Linked DNA regions of Mus musculus: all the other regions are linked to region 1. Evidence: chromatin loops called from intact Hi-C (ENCODE). Cell type or tissue: gastrocnemius. All regions are shown on one strand.

Region 1 (8,000 bases):
CCTGCCTTGTGTCCAGAGCCCTAGGTTGAATGAATACAGTTTCAGGTTGAGTTTTGAATTTGGGTTGAATTTAAGAACTAATTTAGCCCTAGAGACGAAGGGAAGAAACTAAGACAGGAGGGTGGAACAAACCTCCCAAGATTCCCTCTGATTGGGGCTGCCATCTCTGTCTTCGTGGCCAACTCTACCTTTTCCCGGGTTCAGTAGACCCATAATGACAGAGTAATTGTTTGTGTAACATTTTATTCTGCTTTTTTTATGTTATATGTTTTATTTTATTTATGACTCAAGTCTCACATAGCTCAAGCTGTCCTTAAACTTGCCCTGTAGCCAACGGTGACTTTGAACTTCTCATCTTCCTGCCTTTGCTTTCTGAGTGCTGGGCTATGACATGCACACCCTTGTTCCAGTTACATGCTGCTGCTGTGTGCCCCGGGTTTGGTGCATGCCAGGCAAGCCAGCATTCTCCCTACTCATTCCCAGTTTATTTTATTTATGTGTTTTATTCAGTTTGTTAATTTTTTTCTTTTACATAGAAAATATTGTGAATTTGGTGATAGTGGGGGGTTTCTAGGGTGGGAAAAGATAAAGGTATGCCCAGTTGAAGAGTCTGCTGTATAGAAACACAACTAGAACAAACTAGAATTTATTGTTATTTTACTTTTTTCTGCCAATTGTCTAAGGAATTTTTTATTTATTTAATTTTAAAGTAGGCTTTATTATAAAAAGACATAAAATATACTGAAATTAAGCAAATCTAAAGTCTATACAGTTCAATGACCTATATATAGGTAGAAATCAGTTGTTATTTTATTTTTTAAAATGTTGTTTATTCATATTACTTTTGATTAGCACAGTGGTATTGCACAGCCATCAGTGGTCCTTGGCCAGTTTAGGACGGTGGAGTCTGTCAGCTCCTGTGTGGTGTTTGAAAAGAGCGTTGTCTCTGCTGACTTGACGATCTCACTGGGATGTGGGGGAGGGTTCCCAGTGGGTTTGGAAACCTTCCTTGTAGGAATGGTTGGTACAAATGTTGGCAAAGCCCACATGGCTCTCAGGACAACCCCTGGCTTTGTCTACTCTAGGACAACCACTTCCGTCCAGTCTTTGGTCATTGCAGGACAGGTCATGATCAAAGCTGTGCCTCTTTATCTGTTCCCATGCTTGCCATCACCACTTCAGGAGAGGGACTTAGACCAGAAGGTAGAATAGAATCTTGGATCTGTGCAAAATGAGCTTCCGGTTCCAAACCATGAGCTATATTTACTGTGACTCCTCCCCATACTCTGGAGTGTCTGTCTACCTGGCAGTGTTTATATGGCATCCCCTTTGTAAACTTGTGATCAATTGGCTCAGCAATATTTGTAATAAGGAGTCAAATACTTGTACCCAATCTGTATTATTTTATAATCCAATTGCTATTTCTAATTGGAAGAGTGCAACAAAAGACAGGTTCACAGCAAAAGTGAGAGAGCAACAAAGAATTTCCCATGATCCCACCTCCTACCCCTGGGCTTAGTTCCCTTGTTCTCACAGCTTGACTTTCACATGCTCATGGGATGTGTATAAACTATAACTTCGTATAAACTTAAGGCACTCAGTTTGTTGACACCCACAGGGTAACTTGCTGGGATGTCAAGAGTACATGGACTATGTAGGTCTCACTGGGAGCGAGCAGCATCTCTACGATATTGAGCGTTCCTACCACAAAGATAGAGTATCTGTCCAGTTATTTAGTTCTTTATTGATTTTGCCAGAGTTTTGTAGTTTTATATTTCTACTAAAGGCCCTCATTTTTGGAGTGGTATTGTAAAGGACATGACGGTTTTTAAATTTCATATTCTATTTGCTCCTTCCTCCCTTGGGAGACAGCGACTTTTTTTTTTAAAGATTTGTTTATATATTTTATGTGTATGAGTACACCATTGCTTTCTTCAGACACACCAGAAGCTCCCATTACAGATGGTTGTGAGCCACCATGTGGTTGCTGGGAATTGAACTCAGGACCTCTGGAAGAGCACTCAGTGCTCTTAACCACAGAGCCATCTCTCCAGCCTAGACAGTGACATTCTGTAGTAGCTTCCTTGCACTCCTGCAATTGCACACTCGTTTAGTGGTTTCCCTCCTGGTGTTCTGTGTAGCAGAGCAGAGCATTCATGGACAAAGCTTTAGTGTCTCTTTGCTGTCTGTGTTCCTTTTATTTTCCTTTCTTACCATAGTGCATTGGTGAGAACTTGTAACATGATGCTCCAAGGCAAGGAAGGGCATCACTTCCCTGGTCCTCACCCTTGTGGGAAAGTTCCAGGTTTTCCTGTTAAGTATGCCAGTCTCAGAAAGTTTATAAGGCTTAGTTTTCTTTTAAATCACAAATGGATGCTAGCTGTATTTTGAAAGATAGAGTTCAACACAGAGACTGCCCAGTTGCATGTAATGGGAGGTGTGACAGTCTGACACAGCTGAGTTTTTGAAGGTCTGTGTGTGCCTGGTGCCATTTGAGAACTACATGGTAATAACCTATTATAACCTAGAGCTATATAGGTTATAACCTATTATAGACCTAGAGCTTTCCTTAAACACCAGGTCTTTCTATGTAGAAAAGACTGTATATACAACTTATTGTAACAACTCAAAACTGCCGTGACCTCTAGACCGTGAGTCTGAGTGTCTCGCCGTCCCTCACGACAGGCGTTTGTGTGCATTCCCATTAGCTCATCGTGCTGCAGGCATGTTATGCTGGCTTGTTAGAACCGTGCTTCCCAAGCTGGCTGGGGAGCAGCAGCAGCGTGCCAAGAACTTTGCAGCACTAAATAAACAGGCACTGCCTTCCAGAAGCTTCATTTTGCTAAAACTCTGGTAGAAAAAATTTCAAGCAAACACAGCTGCATTGTGACATAGAATACAAAATGCCCAGGAGTTTCAAAGCAAAGCGAGAGCCCTCAGAGCCCCTTGCCTTCACACAAGGACACTCCTGTATTATTTACGTTTGGGGTGGGTATCACAGCATTCATGCTGAGAGCATTACTGAGGTTGAGGACGTGGAAGGGAATCTGGTACCAAAGGCCCATGTGCTCTCCCGTCAGAGCTCTTGCTAATGGTTCGCTTAGGGCTTCTCTGGTCGCTGAAGACTTGCTACACTGTTCTACCTCTTCCATGCTTTGATTGACAGTCACCCCGAGCAGCTTTTAGGCGAGAAGCAATGGTTGCTACAATGATGGGTTCTTCTACCTGGGCTTCAAACTCCCATAGCTCTTTACTTCCAAATATGTTTCCTTATTGGAGAAAAGTTTTCTGTATGCACAGTTTCTCTCCACATCTACATGTAGGGGACACTGATCTTGCCCCATAGTGTGTATTGTTTATATACCCTATTGTCACACACAACAGCTACCATGTCTTTTTGTCATTAATTTTTCAAGTATCATTATAATGCTTGTTATGCATAACATATTGCAGAGATGCCATCGGACAGAAATAAGATGTGTAACTGGTAGAAGGAGGAATATCGGTGAAACAGATTAGATTTAAAAGAAACCCAGAGGAGGGTAATGTTATTTTGGCTGCCCTGGACAGAGTGAGCAGAATAGAGTTCCCGAGTGTTCTTCTGTTTCCTGGTCTGAGGATTCGGATTCCATGGCTCAAAGTGGTTTGCCTACATTTGTATCGATACGTTAACACAGCATAAAATGCAAACAGGATTGTACCGTGTTTCCTTTGGCATGAGTAGACTCTGGTTTTAGAATAACAGTATCTTACAGGTGCCCTGTTAGCTGGGCCTCCCTCTCAGGTCACAAGTGTTCTTTTCCCATCCTGCGCACAGGCTAACCTGTGAAGGAGATCATACTACCAGGTGATGATTTTGCATCTGATGGTTTTAATTTCTACCAAAACTGATGGTGAAAATGACTTGCCGCCTTTTCTTCTGTTCAGGAAAGTATTTGCACGCGTTTGAAGGACCACGTGCAACAACTGGAGCGGAACCAGGAAGCAGTCAGATTAGAGAAGACGGAGCTCATTAATAGGCTGACGAGGAGTCTAGAGGACAGTCAGAAGCAATGTGCCCACCTGCTGCAATCAGGTGCGTGTCTTGTCGGGTGTCCCCAGGGCTACTGTGAAACAGGCTGGATCCCTGAACTACAGCTGTACTTGTTATTGTCATGTACGAGGGGGCGTGGGCTTGCATGTGCTTGTCATGGTTCACATGTAGACACTAGAGGACATCTTCCATAGTTGGTTCTCTCTTTTGCCCTGTGTTCTGGAGCTGAGACTCAGGTTGTCTTGCATCCTTCCCAACTGACTTGTATTGCAAGTGCCTTTACCCACAGAGCCATCTCACCAGCCCAGGTCCCTGAGGTATAGAAGAGCTAGAAGACACAGAAAAGTCCACTAGTGGTCAGTTTCTTTTTAGAAAGGATTATATGTGCAGTTCATATTAAAGGTGCGGTTCATTTCTGTTATGTAATCTGGAATACAGGCGTGTGTAATATTCTAAATAAACATCAGCTGCAGTCCTCTGAGAAACTAGTGCTGTGGTGCCTGAAACTGCTTCCCACTGAGGAAGGGGAGTACTCGCCAGGTGGCGCTCTGCTTCCACAGATGCAGAAATCCTGTCCTCAGCCACCTTTGACTATGAGAGCTCACTGTATTTGCCTGTTTTAGACCCAATATTTGATTAAGTATTTCCGTCTTTTTGTTTAACTTCAGATTGTTTATCCACTCACGGTGATCAGTGGACACTGAGTTACATTTTTGTCGCTATGAATATTTGAGTGTGGCCTCTGTGGTATCTGAGACGAGCTTCCTATACTTTTTGTGGCCCTGGTACCTTTAATTATTTTTATAAAATGACATTAAAGGCACTAAAATGTCAAGTTGATACACAGGCTGTGGACTAGATAAAAGTCAACCTCATTTCTGGTTGACAAAATCAGTCATCAGTGCTTTTTTAATTAACTCATAGACGTACAAGTCACATTTTGGCATATGAGGTAGTGAGCCAGTTTGGCATATGAGGCAGTGAGCCAGTTTGGCATATGAGGCAGTGAGCCAGTTTGGCATATGGGGCAGTGAGCCAGTTTGGCATATGAGGTAGTGAGCCAGTTTGGCATATGAGGCAGTGAGCCAGTTGGGCATATGAGGTAGTGAGCCAGTTGGGCATATGAGGTAGTGAGCCAGTTTGGCATATGAGGTAGTGAGCCAGTTGGGCATATGAGGTAGTGAGCCAGTTTGGCATATGAGGCAGTGAGCCAGTTGGGCATATGAGGCAGTGAGCCAGTTGGGCATATGAGGTAGTGAGCCAGTTTGGCATATGAGGCAGTGAGCCAGTTTGGCATATGAAGTAGTGAGCCAGTTGGGCATATGAGGCAGTGAGCCAGTTTGGCATATGAGGTAGTGAGCCAGTTTGGCATATGAGGTAGTGAGCCAGTTGGGCATATGAGGTAGTGAGCCAGTTGGACATATGAGGTAGTGAGCCAGTTTAGCATATGAGGTAGTGAGCCAGTTTAGCATATGAGGTAGTGAGCCAGTTGGGCATATGAGGTAGTTGGAACAGGGACTGTGGTTTGATCAGGGAGAAAGCACTAAAGTTAACGGCTGTGTGTGCTCTGCTGAGGACCAGATTTGGACCCTGTTCCCTTTAGGCTCTCCTGGCCCTGCTTCCCCTTGCCATGACTTAGTGAGTCGTTCCTTGACTGTTAAAGACTCTGAACTGTGAATACTTCCCCCAGCTGTTTCTGAGAGGCCTGTTTTCATTTAAAGAAACCCTCAAACCACCCTTTCAACTAGAGTCTCTACTAGTACATTTCAGATATGAGTTTGCTGGGGATGGGGAGGTAGCTCAGAAGTAAAGGGCACTTCTGCTATTGCAGACGACTAGAGTCCCATTCATAGTACCCATGGAGTGCACAACTGCCTGCAAATCCAGCCCCAGGGAACCTGACAGCCCCTTCTGGCCTCTGTGGGTGGGTGTGTACACAGAAGAACTCACTCTGTCTGTCTGTCTGTCTGTCTCTCTCTCTGTCTCTCTGTCTCTCTCTCTCTCTCACATACACACACACACACACACACACACACACACACTAATACAAATCTTTCAGAGAGTAGTAGTTTTATGTGTGAGTTGGGCCTGTTGAAAATAAAAGCAGTTTACAAGGCAGCAAAATTCAGTTTAATTGCAGGGCAGAAATGGTAGGGTGGGACTTTCTTGGCTCCTGTAACTGGAACCTTATGTCCCCACTAGATGACTCCTGGGCTGCTGTGTTCTGTAGATGCAGCAGCGGTAACCAGGCTTACAGGGTCCAGGGCCTTGGGCTCCTGCAGGACTGGATCTCAGATACACAGGGCTTTGATGGCTCCCATGGCTCCCTATCCGTATGGCCCTGAATCATAATAGTGAAGCAGACTCCACGCCAAACTGTGGTGGCTCCCAGGCCTGTAGACATGCACCTTCTTTCAGCGACATACCCTATGTCTCTCTCGCAGGCTCTGTGCAGGAGGTGGCTCAGCTACAGCTACAGTTGCAGCAAGCACAGAAGGCCCACGTCCTAAGTGAGAGCATGAATAAGGCTTTGCAAGTGAGTACTGTCTCAGGAGAGACTTAGGCAATGCTGTCTATCGTACCTTTTTTGAACCTTAGGTTTCTCTGTGGTAAAAGTGGCTTAGACCATCTTCAGACCAGCCAGGGAAGTTTTTCAGGATCTCGCTGACACCACTGTTAGTTAGACCTAGGTGTTCTAGCCCAGTTCTGATGAGCTGCAGAGCCAGGCCTCTGCCTCCTCCTGCCAGTCTGTCCACTGTCCCTCCTGGCTCTGCAGGTGTATCCTGGAGACCAGAGTCTCTACAGGTATGTGGCATATTTAACTGGGCCCTGTTTCTCACAGATCCTCTGTCACTGTAATTTTCCTGAAAGGTAACGAAGGTGCTGGAGAGGAGCTCTAGTGTTTCTTCCACTGAAGGAGGTGCTAGGCCTGCTGATCCTGCAGGCAGAGCATAGCACACTCCTTTAGATAGAGTATAGTACACTCCTGCAGGCAGAGCATAGCACACTCCTTTAGATAGAGTATAGCACACTCCTGCAGACAGAGCATAGCACACTCCTTTAGATAGAGTATAGCACACTCCTGCAGACAGAACATAGCACACTCCTTTAGATAGAGTATAGCACACTCCTGCAGACAGAGCATAGCACACTCCTGCAGGCAGAGCATAGCACACTCCTGCAGGCAGAGCTTAGCACACTCCTGCAGACAGAGCAAAGCACACTCCTGCAGGCAGAGCTTAGCACACTCCTTTAGATAGAGTATAGCACACTCCTGCAGGCAGAGCATAGCACACTCCTGCAGGCAGAGCAAAGCACACTCCTTTAGATAGAGTATAGCACACTCCTTTAGATAGAGTATAGCACACTCCTGCAGACAGAGCATAGCACACTCCTGCAGGCAGAGCATAGCACACTCCTGCAGACAGAGCATAGCACACTCCTGCAGGCAGAGCTTAGCACACTCCTTTAGATAGAGTATAGCATGCTCCTGCAGGCAGAGCATAGTACACTCCTGCAGGCAGAGCTTAGCACACTCCTTTAGATAGAGTATAGCACACTCCTGCAGGCAGAGCTTAGCACACTCCTTTAGATAGAGTATAGCATGCTCCTGCAGGCAGAGCTTAGCACACTCCTTTAGATAGAGCATAGCACACTCCTCAGGCAGAGCTTAGCACACTCCTTTAGATAGAGTATAGCATGCTCCTGCAGGCAGAGCATAGAATGCTTTTGGCAGGTAGAGCATAGCATGCTCTTGGCTGAGCTGTCTGTTTTGTCTTCTTCTATAGTGAGGCCGGAACATCAGAGGCATCTCAGCTAAGGGGTTTTGTAAATAAGAGAGCCACAGAGAGAACCGCCTGCCTTTCTTCCTCGTTCATTTGAAAATATATTCATTTGAAAGCACAGCAGGAGCTGACCTTTATGAACTTATTTAGAATGAATGTTAAGAATGTATTTCAAGAGGCTT
Region 2 (8,000 bases), 340 kb after region 1:
TGCTGCCACGGGAGAAGCACAGTACTTAGTTTGCTCTGCCTCTAACAACATTTGTTTGTGTAAGTCAGATCACCTCTTGACCTATAAAAATGAGCATTGCTAAATAGGGGCTGGAGAGATGGCTTAGCAGTTAAGAGTACATTGCTACTCTTCCAGAGGACCCAACTTAAGTTCGTAGCACCCATGTCAGACAGCTCACAAACCACCTGTAACTCCAGCTCTACAGGGGCCATTGCCCTCCTCTGACCTTTGTGAGCACACTCGCACACTTGACAAACATTCAGACACACATACAGAGACATGAAAATGAAAATAAACCTTTACAAGATTCCTAAACAAAGCGAGGCGGTGATGGCGCACGCCTTTAATCCCAGCACTGGAGAGGCAGAGGCGGGAGCGTTTCTGAGTACGAGGCCAGCCTGGGCTCTACAGAGCAAATTCCAGGAGAGACAGGGGTAAGAGAACCGTAAACAATCTCAAATGTGGTGTGCTACGGAGCAGAGTGGTGTGTGGGTGTGAGCTGCACGGTGACTGGTCGGTGCTTTACAAAACACTGATTCTACTTCAGACTAAGCGGATGGACACACATTCGGATGCTTTAAACGTAGAGAGCAAGTAGCAAGAGGATAAATATTTCATATTGATCAGCATTTCTTCCCATTTCCTCTTTAGTGGGCAACTATTTAACCACTTAAACATATATCCTGTAGGGAGCTGGAGAAAGAGCTCAGCAGTTAAGACCTCTAGTTCTTCTAGAGAGCACGTTCAATTCCCAGTACCCACATGAAAGCTCCCAGACAGCTATGTCTCCATTTCCGGACAAACAATGCCTTCTTCTCTGATCTCCCAGGCATCAGGCAGGAATATATACACGCACAAAGGCAAAACATTTATACTATAAAATAAAAATAAATAAATCTTTATAAAAATTCATGTAGAGTAAAAATGTTTTAAAGCAATTAAAAAATATTTTCTACCCCATTACAAACATGAAGGACAATATATGACAAAAATGTCATTGAGTCTTGCATTTGCATTAAGGTGGTAAAGCTGATTACAACACAGACTATTTTCAGGTCCTTCAGAGATATGGAAAGTTGGACTTCAAGCCCTCCATTCTTTCCTAAGTTCTCACTAGAATACATAACACGCCATTAATTCCAATAGGACAAGATTTGTAAGGTCTTCCCTGTATAACTTCACAGCAATGATAAGGATAGTGGATTCTACCAAGCACTTCCTGGGGAGTAGGCCCTGGGTTAAGCATTTTGCAAATTAATTTATTTGGGCTTAAAAAATACTATCCTGGGCTGGTGAGATGGCTCAGTGGTTAAGAGCACTGACTGTTCTTCCAGAGGTCATGAGTTCAAATCCCAGCAACCACATGGTGGCTCACAACCATCTGTAATAAGAAACAAATAATAAAAATTAAAAAATAGTTAAAAAAAAAATACGGTCCTAAGCAGTATAATTCCCTTTGTTACACTGAAGGCAGAGAGGTTAATTAGCTCACCCAAATCTGCAGCTGGTGAAGGGCAGGGTTAGAACACAGACAGTAGACTCCCAGGCCTGGCTAGCATTACCACTCTCCAACAAAGCTCAGGCTGCCAGCAACTGACAAGTATCATAGTGGGTTTTCACAATTTCTCACTCGAAAGCTAGATTTTTTTTAATGTACGTTGGCTTTTTCTTTAAAACATAATTTGCATTTCATTATGTCATATTATAACTTCATATAAAAAGTAAAGATTGCAAAGTGTACTATACCAGTATCTACGTGTCAGCACACTTCATGATTTTCATAAAGGGGGCAGCTCAGCAGGGCTTCCCCTTGGCTGTGGGGCGTGTGTGTGTTTGGTACAAATGAGGTAAATCCTGGTAATACAATTCAAATCTCCTTGGACTTGGTTCTAGAAAAGAAAACATACCTGGTGGCCAGGGAGTCGTAGGAAAGCTTAACAAGAAGACTGAGTTAACAGCTGTCTCTGGGCTTTAGCTACAATGATGGCTGCCACATCACCCTTGAGGCTTGTTGTCTGTTACTCTGATCACAAGGTCTTTGGTAGAAGACTACCTTGTTTGTTTGTTTGTTTGTTTGTTTGTTTTAATAGGGTTTTTCTCTGTAGCTCTGGCTGCCCTGAAACTCACTCTGTACAGCAGGGTGGCCTCAAACTCACAGAGATCTGCTTGCCTCTGTTGGAACTATTTCTAGGCTTAAGGACTGCTGGCAGGTTCCTTTATCACCACCAAGTTCCACCAGTTCCTATTACTTAGACTTTTGTCGGTGGTGGAGACTTTGAGAACACTGGCAGAGCAGCCAAGGTGTGACTGTGAGATGTACTCCCTGATACCTTGGGTTGTCCCCATCTGTTTTCTTCAGGATATAATTAGTTCCCAACATCTGGAGGTAAATAATTAGCAGCCATCACTCATTAAGTGCAGGAGATGTCCGCCACATGCTCACTGTCATAATGCTCACATTACTGAAAAAGAAAAGATAAGCCAAGAGATAGAGAGACCAGGTGCATTTTAAATGGCGTCAGCTGGTGGCTTTTGGTTCAGACCTCTGGTGCAATGGCCTTACAGAACCCACCCGACAGCAGACCAGAGCTGGGTATGTAAGATCACACAATACAGATATTTTTTCCATTCTTCCACGTGAGTAGCAATGCAACCTCAGCCCCAACATGGCTGTTGGTTTGAAAACAATATGTTTTAAAGATCTGAATAAAATGTCTGCAAATACAAGTGCCACATTTTGTCCAGAGGAGCCAGCTGGGAGAGTGTGGCAGCAGCAGCAGCAGTCCAAGTGCTCAGGGCTTCATCCTTTCAGGAACATACTGACAATTATTCCTAGTTGTTGTTTGTGATGACAAAGCAAGCTGATAATTCTCTCCCAGCTCTCTCACATCTGCACCAGGAAACGTTTGAAGATTGGAACCCTGTGAGGTACTGAGGAAAGCATTCAGCTCTCTCACACTCGAGGTCACACAATTTTGCAAGTCAAAAAAACGTTGGGAATGCCAAAAACATCACGCTGTGCACTACCAAATAAAAGAACACTGTTATTCTTACAAGGGGAGACTTGATGGGACAGGAAGTGGGCAGGCCTGCGACGTTTACTAATACCGAGGCATTTAACCCGTCGTGCAGCCAAAATACAATGACAGCTTAAAACAAATAAACAAACAGCTGTGACACAAAACAAAACCACTGGGGACATGGCCTTCACTGAATCCAGCTATTAGATTTTTGGCAAATACATGAAGTGGGTTACCTCAGACAACTCCAGGGAAAGTTCTAGAAGTCTTCTTGTCCCTGCTACATGCATTTCACGCAGATAATTAAGATTAAGGCAGTTTTAATTTAAGGTTAGAAAGTTCAAACAAAGAAGACTTGATCTTAAAATGTTGTAAGTGATTTCATTAAAGGGTAATTCTTGAAAAAGCCACATTCTCCTTAAAATAGGGAGGGGGAAGAAGAAAAGAGAAAATGGAAGAAAAATCTAGTTCCTTGGCATAATTTTCATTTTTGTTTCAACACAGCAGGAGGGCAGGGCCCGCTGGGTTCTCGGCCTTCCTAATGCCAGGGGGCGATTAGACAAAGTCCACAACCAGCCAAACCTTAAGGACATAATCTCACTTTTCAAACAACTCCTGCCCATTTGCTCTCAAATGTTGCTACATCCCATCTTCTGCCAGGCTTTGGGTCCACTGGGAGTCTTCAATTTATAATTGAGTTGGTTTTTTTTTTTTTTTAGTTAAAAAGCAAACAGAAAGTGACATCTAGTGGGCACCTGGATGAAAGCCTCTGCATCAGTGGTTCCCAGCCTTCCTAATGCTAGCACAGAGCCTCACGCTGTGGTGACCTCCCACCGAAATGTAAATATCTGACATGCAGGATGTCTGATATGCAAGCCCTGTGACGGGGTCGTTAAATACCCCAAGGGGTCACATCCCACAGGTTGAGAACTGCTTCTCTGGATGACAATTTCAATATTGTATTTTACAAATATTTAATTATTTTGATTCTCAAATAGTCTTTTATCTTCCTAAGATGGAAATAAAAAAAAACCTATTTGATAAAAAGACTGTTAAGAATGGCAAACTGTAGAGCCGGGCGTGGTGGCGCACGCCTTTAATCCCAGCACTCGGGAGGCAGGGGCAGGCGGATTTCTGAGTTCGAGGTCAGCCTGGCCCACAAAGTGAGTTCCAGGACAGCCAGGGCTATACAGAGAAACCCTGTCTCGAAAAACCAAAAAAAAAAAAAAAAAAAGAATTGCAAACTGTCGTTTTCTTTCCTTACAAAAAAACATTTTTCTTCTCAAAAAATATGAACAAGAACTTTGGAGATAAAGCACTAGAGAAACATAGAGAAACAGTAGCAGTGCTACTGGGCACTGGGGACCATGAGGGCGATAGCCAACCATGTATGTGGGCATGCAGACAAGGCAGGAAGCCAGCCACAGATCCCAGCTGATATGCCTTAAGAAGATGAACAAATCTATCTACTTCCTCGAGTGCCCACCCTCAAATTCGGGGAAGCACGCAGGCTTTTGACACTGGTGGGTGCCTTTGCTGGTTTCCTAAGTGATCAATGGAGTCGGCTGAGATTTTAATTAGGATTAGGGAAGCTGAACCTTGACCTTGCACAATTGCATTTCATGTATCAGAGGTGTCCAGGTGGGTGCACACAGGGACATCTACAGCCTGGATTTGTGAAAGGGACAGAAAAGGAAATCAGTCACTGCGAATGTGAAAGATGGTGTTCAGGATTTTCTTCCAAGAAACACTCAGCTGTAACCTAAATGCCAGTTGTATGCTCTCCCCACGTCTTGAGGAATCTTCTTTCTTGATAACCTGCAAACTCACACAGGGCACAGGCTCTCCTGAAACTTTCCACAAAACTCCTTCGATCTCCTCTCCCCACCTTCCCACTCACTGTAATCCTACTTTTTGGCTACTTAGTTGGGTTTTTATATCTACCACCCTTTGCCACCCTTATCCCTTACAATACCGCAACACTGGGTAGGAGAGAAAGGTTAGTGGGGAAAGGGGACACAGCTCATTAGGGACATTTAATTCCTAGGGGCAAGTCCACTCTTTGTAGTCAGGATATCGCCAACCAGCAAGCCAGCAAGCCAGCGAACAAGCAAAAAGCAATGCAGTAATAGCAAAACCACAAATGGAAGGACCAGCAAGGTCCAGCCACAGCAGGAGCAGCAGCAACAGGGACCAGCCGAGGCAGGAGTAGCGGCTACCTTGGGCCTTCTCAGGGCTCTCAAATTTATACCCTCTCAAGAGTACCCATAATTCTAAATGTAAACTATCTGCAGCTGGCAAAAATCATACACCATCTAGAACACAAGACAAATCCTTGCTAGTGGCTGTGGACAGTCTGAAGCAGGCTCATATCCCACACCTGGGATTAAAACAAAAACATTTACACGACGTTAACTGGGCTTTTGAAGAAACCAAACTTCTTACCGTCCGGATTCCAAGTGCTCCGTGCACCCAGAGCACTGTCTGAAATGTCATTTGTCTTCCCCCACTTTGACCGGAATGTATTTTTTTTCTTTTCATCCCCTCCCAAAGCACTACTGGTGTGGAAATACAGTGGTCAATTAGTCTGAATTGAGGGGACAGGGACAGGAAGCTCAGCACTAATGGCTCAGCAAACAGATTAAAATGTCACCATGGTGCTAGGAAGCTTGGGGGTTGGTTCAAAACATTTGGGGAAGAATTGGGAGTGGGAAAATTAGGGTGACACGGGACACCGTCACCCACAGCACTGTCAGAACCATGGGAGGCTATGGGACCACAGCGCTGTTGGAACTATGGAGACATGGGACCTACTGCACCACTTTCACTCATGCTTGGAACATCTATGTTTTCAAAGAAGCAAGTTTCTTGGCAATACTGGAGGCAGGGAGTCTCTCACTGGTCTCTTCTCCCATCAGTCCCCTACCATGTCTGGATGTCCCCTCATCCATATTTGAAGAGTCCCTTCTATCTCCCTGCATCTTTTCAGGCTTGCCTAAGCAAACTCCTACTCAGGTAGCCTGGAAGAAACTAAGACAAAGGAACGGACTTCCACCTTCACCCTAGGCAGTCCACCAGGGTGTGCAGAATAGCTCCTTTAGGTCAAAGTAATACACGTGGTTCCACACGTGGCTCCTCACTCACTTTGAAGGACCCCTCTCTTCCTGTTGTGTTCTCCAGTTCAAACGCCCAGGATTGAGTCTTCAAGGAGTGGGCATGGATGACTGTGCCAGGGCAAAGCAGTTGGAAAGATAAAGCTCTACAGAAAAGTCTCGAAGAGAAAGAAGACAGCTAATGGGCAATTATTTTGCCTACACAAGATGTTCAAAAGACACTGTGCTGTGCACAAATAAAACCATCTTTACAAAATCCATGTCTTACCCCTCCAGTTCTTCCCATCGTCCAAAGTCCACACAGTCATGGCTCACCTGGAACACTGAGGAATATGAATGCACAGCCTGCCCTGAGGGTACTGAGAGGCAACCTCTCTGTTCCTTAGCTTCAGCTGGCCCAACTCCTTTAACAGTTTTGTCTACTTGGGGAAAAGATGGGGTCTTATCAAAGATCTGAAGCAAGATTCAGCTACTGTCCAAACTCCCCAAAAGGTGTGCATACCATTTTTTTACTGCCTTTCCCCAGGAGACTGAGTTACCATTCCCTCCCAAGGAGTCTGGGAAGGTCACGGGAGAGCTGGTTGGACTTAGGCACTGGGATCCTTTAACTGAAAGAAATGAGGACTTTCAACCTAACCTTCTGAAGCTTGTCATCAGACATCTTCTTTGCTTTGCCTGTGTGTGTGTGTATACACACACACACACACACACACACACACACATATACACATATATTTTTTTTCACTTCTGAGATAATTGCAGCCGACAGGCAGCTTTTTCACTATTATCGCATCACTACATGCTTCCCACGGGACAGGATGGCGTGGCATCCATCTTTTGCCCCCAACACTATTACCTGTCATCTCCCAGCATGCAGCGTAAGGATTTTATCCCTATTTGCTTTTGCCCCCTCAAAATATACTTCCTCAGTTTCCCGTCACATGTCCTGACTTCTCTCCCATTTGACAAACCACCACCCTGGTGGCATTAAGTCTGGCTGATTTGGACTTTGCCTTTGCTGTTTAATGACTACATCACTTCTGTTTTCATAGCATGATCGCCTCTGTTGGCCTCAAACTTGGGATCTTCCTGCCTCGACCTCCCAAGTACTGAATCTCAGGTGTGTATCACCACTCACGTCTTTAAACTTCTCTTCCGCTGAGAGTGACTGCTGTCATTGGCCAGGCGTTCTTTGCTGTGCATGTTAGATCCACCATCTCTACTTTTTCTTATATCTGTCTTTATTTTTCAGACTCAGTATATTAAATATTGCCCTTTAGGTCACAAGGGTAGCATGCGGTAGTCCATTACCTTAGTTGTTTCATTTATATCATCTAATAAGAGAACAATTGAAGTGAAAGCAGTTAGCACCTACACACTAGAAATGATGGGGCTTTTATCCCCACTTCAGCCCTGTTTTAGTAAGATGCCACAAGGTGGCAGTATTTGCCATGGTCAGTCTGGTCTTCACAGAAGCCGAGACCTCACTCCCACATATGAACCATATTCTTTGATTTAAAAGCTTGGGAGAGCTGTTAAATTTATTCAATATTTTGGCAAGAACCTAACTTAACCTTGAATGTAAAGTTTCCAAACTCGTTTTCTATATTTGGGTTTTCTTCAAAACTTACATATATTTTCTGCATTAAGAATATAGTGAAATATGCCTGGCATGGTGGCGCATGCCTTTAATCCCAGTACTCGGGAGGCAGAGGCAGGCGGATTTCTGAGTTCAAGGCCAGCCTGGTCTACAGAGTGAGTTTCAGGATAGCCAGGGCTACACAGAGAAACCCTGTCTGGAAAAATAATAAAAAGATGCACATAAACCAGATGCTGGTGGCGCACG
Region 3 (8,000 bases), 350 kb after region 1:
TCCATGTTAGAATGAATGACCACAGAAGGCTGGAAATTTTCCACCATGGAAGCCCTCTGAGGTTCCAACATTTTATTCTTAGGCCTATCTATTACAAGTGAATCTGTGAAAGATAACCTGGACTGACTTCCAAATTCTTCTGGTTACTCAAACAGTATCACCACCCACAAGGTAAACAGCAATCTTATAGTAACGAAGTTTATAATTACTTTAACTCTTCCGCCCCAAAGTGCAGAGGAATTTAAACCCAGTGACATGGCTGCTCTGGCAAGGGATCACATCCAAAGACCTTTTCTGTCTCTATGATCCAGTCAGAATACAGACATGCCCTTGGTACACACCTTTAATCCCTAACAGTGAAGGTAAGGTTAGTTTGTAGAAGGAAGCAGCCATGTTTGAAAGTGACATCTAGTGACAAGTCAGAGAAAGATCTGACAGAATGAGTCAGAGTAGGATACACTCAACTCACACAAGAAAGGCAGAGGAAAGAGAGGCTACTTAAGGGATTAGGGGGTGGAAGCTGGGCAATGGTGGTGCACGCCTTTAATCCCAGTACTTGGGAGGCAGAGGCAGGTGGATTTCTAAGTTCCAGGCCAGCCTGGTCTACAGAGTGAGTTCCAGGACAGCCAGGGCTATACAGAGAAACCCTGTCACAAAAACAAAAAAAAACCAAAAAAAAACCAAAAAAAAAAAAAAAAAACGGGGGGGGGGGGTTGGGGGGGATGGTATGTGTCTACAGCAGTTTTATCAGGGTAGTTGTACAGAGACAGACTGCAGAAAGAACAAGCTAAACACAGATGGAGACAGAATGAGCCAGAGAACAAGGAGCCAGAAGATTAGGACATATTGCCTAAGTTATGATGAGGCCGTTAAGCAGAGCACTTCAGTCAGAAGCCAAGAGAAGCTGGACTAAATCAGTCAGCTTGGAAGATCAGATTGTACAGAGGCTAGAAGCTTCCAGGCTTAGGTCTAGGGATAGTTAGAAGAAACGTTCTGAGCTCCGTCCAAGCTGACATTCATACAGCTTGGGTATGACTTTCATCTTATCTACCCTCTGAGGAAATACAAGTGACATTCACACCAAGGAAGCAGTTATTCTTTGAAATAGCATAAACTCTAGTCATTCCTTTTAGATACACACGTAGAAAGGAAATGCCAATGTTTTTATTATCTTACATAACACCACACAGTCATGTTGCTTTCATGTTTTTTTTGCTAGGAGACACACAGAAAGCTCTCAATGTATACCCTTGTACATTAGTGCCAACTCAGGTACATTACAAAAACCTGCCTGGGCCAAAGGATGGAGACATGTATTACATATATGAGGCCACTGCTAGGTCACCCCCAAAAGCAGCACAGCCACCCCAACTTAATCAGCAACATCTGAGTGTCCATTTGTGCTGGGACAGATGGCAACAGTCTAACTGCTGGCCAACATAATAAATAAAAGACAATCCATAGCCCTACTTCCCGTCTCTCCGTGGCTGGACATTCTTGCAGGACCATACACGTTCCTACATTTTATCTATTATTTCTTTTTTAACGTATTCTTTTCATGAGTTGCTAGAAAATTACTATATACCTCCATGGTGTATCTCTAAGTTCTCCTGTTGAGAGAATTCAAATAGTTAGGTGCCTGGGATTCTAGAGTCAGGTCATTTTATATGCCTGGAATATGAAAATGTGAAAATCTTCGACTAGCAGGCGAGTAAATAATTGAAACAAGGTTGGCTCTGGTGGCAACGGCCTACAGTTCTAACCACCTGGAGGCTGACACAGGATGACTGCCACGTTCAAGGCTCCCACCTGGTAACTTAGTGAGATTTTATCTCATGAAGATGTGAAAAGGCGGGCTAGAGGCTTGGCCGGCAGTTAAGAGCTCCAGCTGTACTTACAGAGGACTTGGGTTCAGTTCCCAGCCCCTACAAGACAACCACAAGTGAAGAGAGGACTAAAGAAGGGGGTCAGAACACTTGCTCCTAGTGTCTGAGTTCCTGGGTTCAATCCTAGTGCTTCTATTACAAAAAAGAGGCAAGCCACAGACTGATCTTGTCTCTGCGTGCCTATGAGCTCTGCGTCCTCACATCTCTTCTCGAGAATGCACTGAGTATCTTGGCAAGTTATAAGTGGAAAAACCAGGCATCGGAACTGGCAGCGGTTAACCGACTTCAGGCAAGGTTTTCTGTGTCAAGACTTTGGCACGTCATTGTTGGAAACTTCTTTGGTAAAAATGCTCCACACCTTCCAGATGTGAATTCAGAACACAATCTTGCATAGTCAACTTTTCCTTTTGACCCTTATTCACAGCCCGAGGCTTCTAATAGCATCCCCCTTCACTTGCCAACTATGATAAACTTGTACCTAAGAGAAATTTTTTAGATATTCTGTATCCAAGAACATACCATAATGTGATTTTATGAATAACCTCATACCAAGCAACAGGCAAACTAACTTTCCAACTACCTGATTTTCCCCCAGACAGTTGTTTTAAGCAGAGTAAAATTTAGAAACAAAGTTGGAGAGGAAAAAGAAGTTTCCACACAAAAAATTTGCTATGTCCTTAGGAGACAGAACTGTCGACTTGAATTAGTGTGTGCCAAACACTGTTGGATGCTTCATACACATTACCTAGTTCTCCTACCCCTCAGAGGTAGGTATGCTAATTTCTATTATACAGACAAGGATTGTCCTTTTAAAAATCCTTTGAGGTCTGAAGAGGTGGCTCAGCGGTTAAGAGCACTGACTGCTCTTCCAGATGTCCTAAGTTCAATCCCCAGCAACCACATGGTGGCTCATAACCATATGTACTGGGATTTGATGCCGTCTTCTAGTGTGTCTGAGGACAGCTAGTGTACTCACATACATAAAATAAATAAATCTTAGAAAAAAAAACCTTCGAAATTTCATTAAAATATATAAAAAAACTTTTATAACTTTAAGTTGGTAATTAGTATATCCTAAGTGACCATATTTGAGTCAGTAAAAGGTTGGTTTATTTTTATTTTATGGGCATGGATATTCTGCCTGCTTCAAAGTCTGTTCACCACGTGCATTCAGTGCGTGAGGAGGTCACAGAGGGCATCAGACACGGGCAGCTGAACTTCCACAAGGGGGCTGTGAACTGAACCAGGTCACCTGGAAGAGCAGCCAGTGCTTTCAACTGCTGAACCATTTCTGGCCTCTACAAGTATTTTTTGAAAATTAAATGTAACTCACTAAGCCCTGGGAATTCTCAACCAGAGAGGACATAAATATCAACCTTGAGGCTACACAGATCAGAAATCTATCTATCTGCCTTGCCCCACAGCACCACCTAGTGACACCATGGGAGACACCAGTTCCTTCCAAAACAGTAGGTCAGTGGGTACTAAATTAACCCCTACACTGGCACAGAGCAGTTAATACAGGACAGTAAGCCTGTCGGTGGCTTTAACCCACTGGTGACAATACTGCTGTTAGAAACACATTTCTAAGCCAGTTTTCTCATCTTAAAAAACAACACCATTTTGGGAGGCATGGTTCTGCAAAAAAATGGCTGCAAGAAAATCTAGCATACCCATATGTGAGGGCTAGCATGCCTGAAGTGAAGCACTGGATGAAGGCAAAGGTCAAGCTATGTGCCCCAATAAAAGATCAGAAACAAATATACCTAGCCTTTGGGCCAGAGGTTTGGTTGTTGACCCTGCCTGGGACAAGGGATTGAAGTGCGTATTTTACACATCAAAGCATATCTGGCCAGGCCTCACTACCTGGCATACCCTGGCCAGAGGGGGCGCCAGCCTATTATCTAATCCAGACATTTTGGTCTCCTCCTTGTCTCTCTATGCACTCTCCCTTTCTCTCTTCCCTCCAACCTCAATCCTTGGGGCCGGTGAACTTGCCCAAGAGCAACTTCCCAATAATCCCGCTTTTAATATAATCTAATCTGGCTTGAATTGGCTCATTTTACTAGTGGTGGAGAAAAAATAATCTATCACCCACAAAAAAAAAATGGTTCAGTGATTAACACCACTTGTTGGTCTTGCAGAGGAACCCTTAGGTTAGTTAACAGCATGCACAGGACAGCTCACAACCTTCTGTAACCCCAGGTCCAGGGGATGGTACCCCATCCTGGCCTCCAGGAGAGCCAGGCATGCACACAGTGCGTATATATACAAACACACAGGCAAAAGGCTGGCATACACGAAATCAATACATATGTGAAGAAGCCTATCAGGAAAGAGAAGACTCTTTACATATTAATGTATGGCTAGGAACTACACCTGTAGCAAAGTTGGCTACTAGACAACACAGCCACAAAGGCAACACGGGTAACAGGTGTCTCTGAAGACACTTGGTAAATGCAGGAAAGCAACATGGGGGAAAGTACCTTGTTCCACTTTACAAAACAAGTCCGGCCTTTCCTTCTCCCAGAGCTAAGAAAACCTTTACAAACTGGAAATGCCTTTCCAGAACCTTTTGCTTATTATTAGTTCAGCAAACTATAACCCAATAGCCACACAGAAGGTTTTCCTAGCTTAAGAATCAATTTTGCAGTAAGGTGTAGATTATCAGGACAGCAAGGTAAAACCCCTTCATCACACTGTGCCTGCTATTAGTAGATAATATGCATTTCACATAATATGATCATTAAAAATTAGACACCATCAAACAATGCTATTGCATATTCAGACTTACGAATTCCCAGTGGCAAGGATACTACAAAATTTCATAGAATAAAGAAATGTTACCTCCTACATCTATGAAGTGCTTTACAGCCAAGCCAGAACGTGGAGCTAAAAGACAAAATCAGAAAACAGTGGCTATTTTAAATGGTAAGGGGAAACGATACACTATTTTTGGCATAATTTAAATACCATGGTCTCCTCTAATGTTCACATATTCATCTTAATTTCAACAGATCACTTTTTTTTTTTTTTTTTTTTTTGATTTTTCAAGACAGGGTTTCTCTGTATAGCCCTGGCTGTCCTCGAACTCAGAAATCCGCCTGCCTCTGCCTCCCAAGTGCTGGGATTAAAGGCGTGCGCTATCACGCCTGGCATTCAACAGATCATTCTTAAAGAGTACATTTATCATACTATACCACTAAAGTTGGAGAGCTAGTTTAGAAAGTTTAAAAACAATCTCAAAGCCCGACCACATGACTTGCAGATGCAAGCTATGGATTGCTGGAATGAGCTGGAAAGTAAGCAAGCACACACACCCCCAGTCACTCATCATGACTGCCTAAGTGTATGATGTGTGGGGCAGGTCAGAAGACAACTCTGCAAACGCAGGTTCCCTGGGATGGAACTTGCGTCAAGGCTTTTGTGACAAGTGCTTTTCTCACTGAGCCATCTTTCTGGCCCAGCTTGTGGTTCAAGACTGGAGAGTTGAATATGCAGATCCTAGATGGGAAGAAGGAATCAGGGTAACTGAACAGCAGAGCTTAGGAGAGAACCCGGGGCTTCTCTTCATTATTCAGGTTAGGAGACCTGTATGCATGGAACATGAGTAATGGCCAAAGCCCTCACATTGATGAACTAAAATATGTATAGCTATGCATCAAATATCAAACTCTTGTACATTTTCAATTCTAAAAATGGGAAGCATTTTATAGCTTTCTTGCTGGCCTGGCCAACAGGCCCACCTCAGTAATCCTAGTATCTAAAACTATGTTTCAGAGTAACCTGTAGAAGGCGCTGTGTCAATAGCTGCTACCTCTTCTTGAGATGGTACCTCTTTCCAACTCTTTGCTTTTCTGGCCTGGGACTTTAATTCAATGATGCTAGAGACCAGGAAAACCCATTTTGCTTTTTTGGGCGGCCAAAGTACCGGAGGTTCAACAATGCATAAGGCAGTGCTATGGTTTCTTATCCGAGGACTTGATATTTTTCTCTCCTATTTTTTTTTAAGCTACAAAAAGCATTCATATTTTTGGCAAGTTTTGAATTCACGCTCTAGACAAGTGACATGCCCTAGAAAAATCCAAACCCACGAACTCACAGCCCCCTTTTCCTCAGCAGTAACTGATACAAGGTTTTTCTCTAGAGTGGACGGCCCCTCACTCTAATCTCTAGGAGGCAGACAAGCCAAGGTTCAGTAGGTTGAGACAATCTGGCAGCTTCTCCCCTATAATATAAAATGCCAAAAACCCATCACTCTATGGCCCCATCTTCTTATGCAAATAGTTATTTAAAAAGAATGTGACCTCATTTGTAGACTGGAAAAGCTCCAACTAAAGAACACCTAAACTTTGCGCTTTTCTGTGAAGTTATGAGAGCCAACAACTGGGTCAATGTGATCATCCTATTAGCTCGAGAACATACTTGAAATACAAAGTCAAAAAAAAGGAAAAGCAGACACGTGAATCCATGTTTTGTTTTGTTTTTAAAATGGGCTAAGCATTATCTCTTCACTGTGGCCACACGACACTAAGGACACTAAGATGACAGACGCTATCATAAAGGACCGGTATGAGAAGTAGTTACCGGCTTCTTTAGCTACTTACCTACTCTTCCATAGCACCCAGAAGGGACAGCTATCTGAATGTCTGTCTTCACGATGGCTTTCTCCATGGGTGATATTGTATAATCATAGGCACTGAAAGGCAAATCAGTATTTTAAAGTGTTTTTAACATTCCTTCTTACGCTAATGCATATAAAATGCGTGCCATTACTTCATATAAACAGATCCTATAAACAACCTTATGGCAGATTCCTAACTCACCTAAAAAGGTTTACTTACAAGGTAGTAGGCACTTTCTTTTAGCTTTAGAAAGATGGCTTCAGGCCCTTAATCCTAGCACCTAGGCAGAGCAAGAAGACAAAACCCTGAATGTGGGAGTGGGGAACAGGGAGATGCCAACATTGTCTCTGCTATGTGTTCTGTGGTTTTTGTCTCTGAAAGTGAAGGCTGGCAAATTAGCATGAGGAGCAGGAAGGCAGACTTAATTCATAGAAAGAATATGAAAAGCCAACCAAAGAGCAAACATCTAACACTCAATGGGCCTCACTCCGCTAGGCACACTTCGAGCCTGCGAACGCATATAAACCTATACTTTACTTTTGTAACGCTTCTCTTGATGAGAATGAACCTCCCGAAGAAAATGTTAAAAAAACACAGGTGAGAGGCAGAGATGCACTGCATTCCCCCTGCCTTCCACGCTATGGCTGTGAACTTCAGTGGCCGAAGAGAGCTGGTCTCCCAGAGCAGCTCTTGGGGGTGGACTCTGATCACAAGCGATTTTAGAAAGTCCATCTACCAAATACTACTGTAGTCTCTTATTACTGCAGCTCCCTTCCTGATCCAACGAAACTTCAGACTTTACAATGAGCAGCGCTGGAAGTCTGGCATGTGGTAGAAGAGTACGTTCAGTCACACGGAATTTTCACTCTGTAACATCAGCCATTCCCAATACACAGCAAACACCCGCTTATGTAGAAAATGGCCATAGTATCTAATTTCTCCCAAGACAGGGCATGTTAGATGCATACATTCAGGTCATTAGGCTTGGTGACTTTACACTGAGCCACCTCATAAGCTAGCCCTGGATGGAGCTCCTTAAGTTCCCAGTCCTTGGACGGGATAAGAGAAGTACACAGCTTCCATAGATCCTTTTCCTAGACTTTAACGTGCACACTGCAGACAGTCACACTTCGGTCAAGAATAAGCCTTGCACATCCGGACCTTCCACTTGGAAAGGGTGGAGCGCACGCTGCACAGTAACGCTTTGGAAATGTTATAACCCTTTACTTTCCGCTCGCCCAAACCCCTACTGAATTTGCTCAAGGTGAACTCAGGTCTCTGCGGAGCCACGACTGCACCCGGGCTCGGTGTTTGCATTCCTGCCGTCGGGCCACGGCTCTCACCTGAATAGGTCGTAGCCGGCAGCGCGCGCGGACCCGCGGGTGGGCGCCGTGGCGTGCTCCGAGAGCCGCACGAAGCGCAGAGAAGCGCCATCCTCCGCTCGAGCCCTCTTGGAGGCAGAGACGGCCGCGGCATCTTCCGAGCAGGG

Evidence for each region. Peaks named below come from ENCODE experiments on the same cell type or tissue, not always from the same donor. Only the 100,000 strongest peaks of a DNase experiment are listed, where the experiment ranks them.
Region 2: a loop joins it to region 1, with 6 times the contacts of the local background. A loop is called at or near these places in 19 of 42 quality-filtered maps.
Region 3: a loop joins it to region 1, with 5 times the contacts of the local background. A loop is called at or near these places in 19 of 42 quality-filtered maps.

Annotation. Positions count from the first base shown.
Region 1 is chr2:125,601,411-125,609,410 of GRCm38, reverse strand. Cep152 (centrosomal protein 152) reads left to right here. Exons shown (of 28, transcript NM_001081091.1): 10 at 3,928-4,075; 11 at 6,478-6,569. Among named protein-coding and RNA genes, the nearest start is that of Cep152, 20 kb to the left of the region's middle. In gastrocnemius, a CTCF peak has its summit at 4,570; DNase peaks (open chromatin) are centred at 2,746, 4,574, 5,114 and 5,263; H3K4me3 peaks cover 194 bases; H3K27ac peaks cover 1,098 bases.
Region 2 is chr2:125,259,036-125,267,035 of GRCm38, reverse strand. It overlaps Dut (deoxyuridine triphosphatase), which reads right to left. Exons shown (of 6, transcript NM_023595.6): 6 at 7,987-8,000. Among named protein-coding and RNA genes, the nearest start is that of Dut, 16 kb to the right of the region's middle. In gastrocnemius, CTCF peaks have their summits at 3,795 (motif pointing left) and 7,587 (motif pointing right); DNase peaks (open chromatin) are centred at 3,747 and 7,601; H3K4me3 peaks cover 234 bases; H3K27ac peaks cover 1,483 bases.
Region 3 is chr2:125,247,751-125,255,750 of GRCm38, reverse strand. Dut (deoxyuridine triphosphatase) reads right to left here. Exons shown (of 6, transcript NM_023595.6): 1 at 7,855-8,000; 2 at 6,494-6,585; 3 at 4,734-4,778. Among named protein-coding and RNA genes, the nearest start is that of Dut, 4.2 kb to the right of the region's middle. In gastrocnemius, CTCF peaks have their summits at 3,306 and 5,658 (motif pointing right); DNase peaks (open chromatin) are centred at 3,315, 3,774 and 7,198; H3K4me3 peaks cover 1,022 bases; H3K27ac peaks cover 1,274 bases.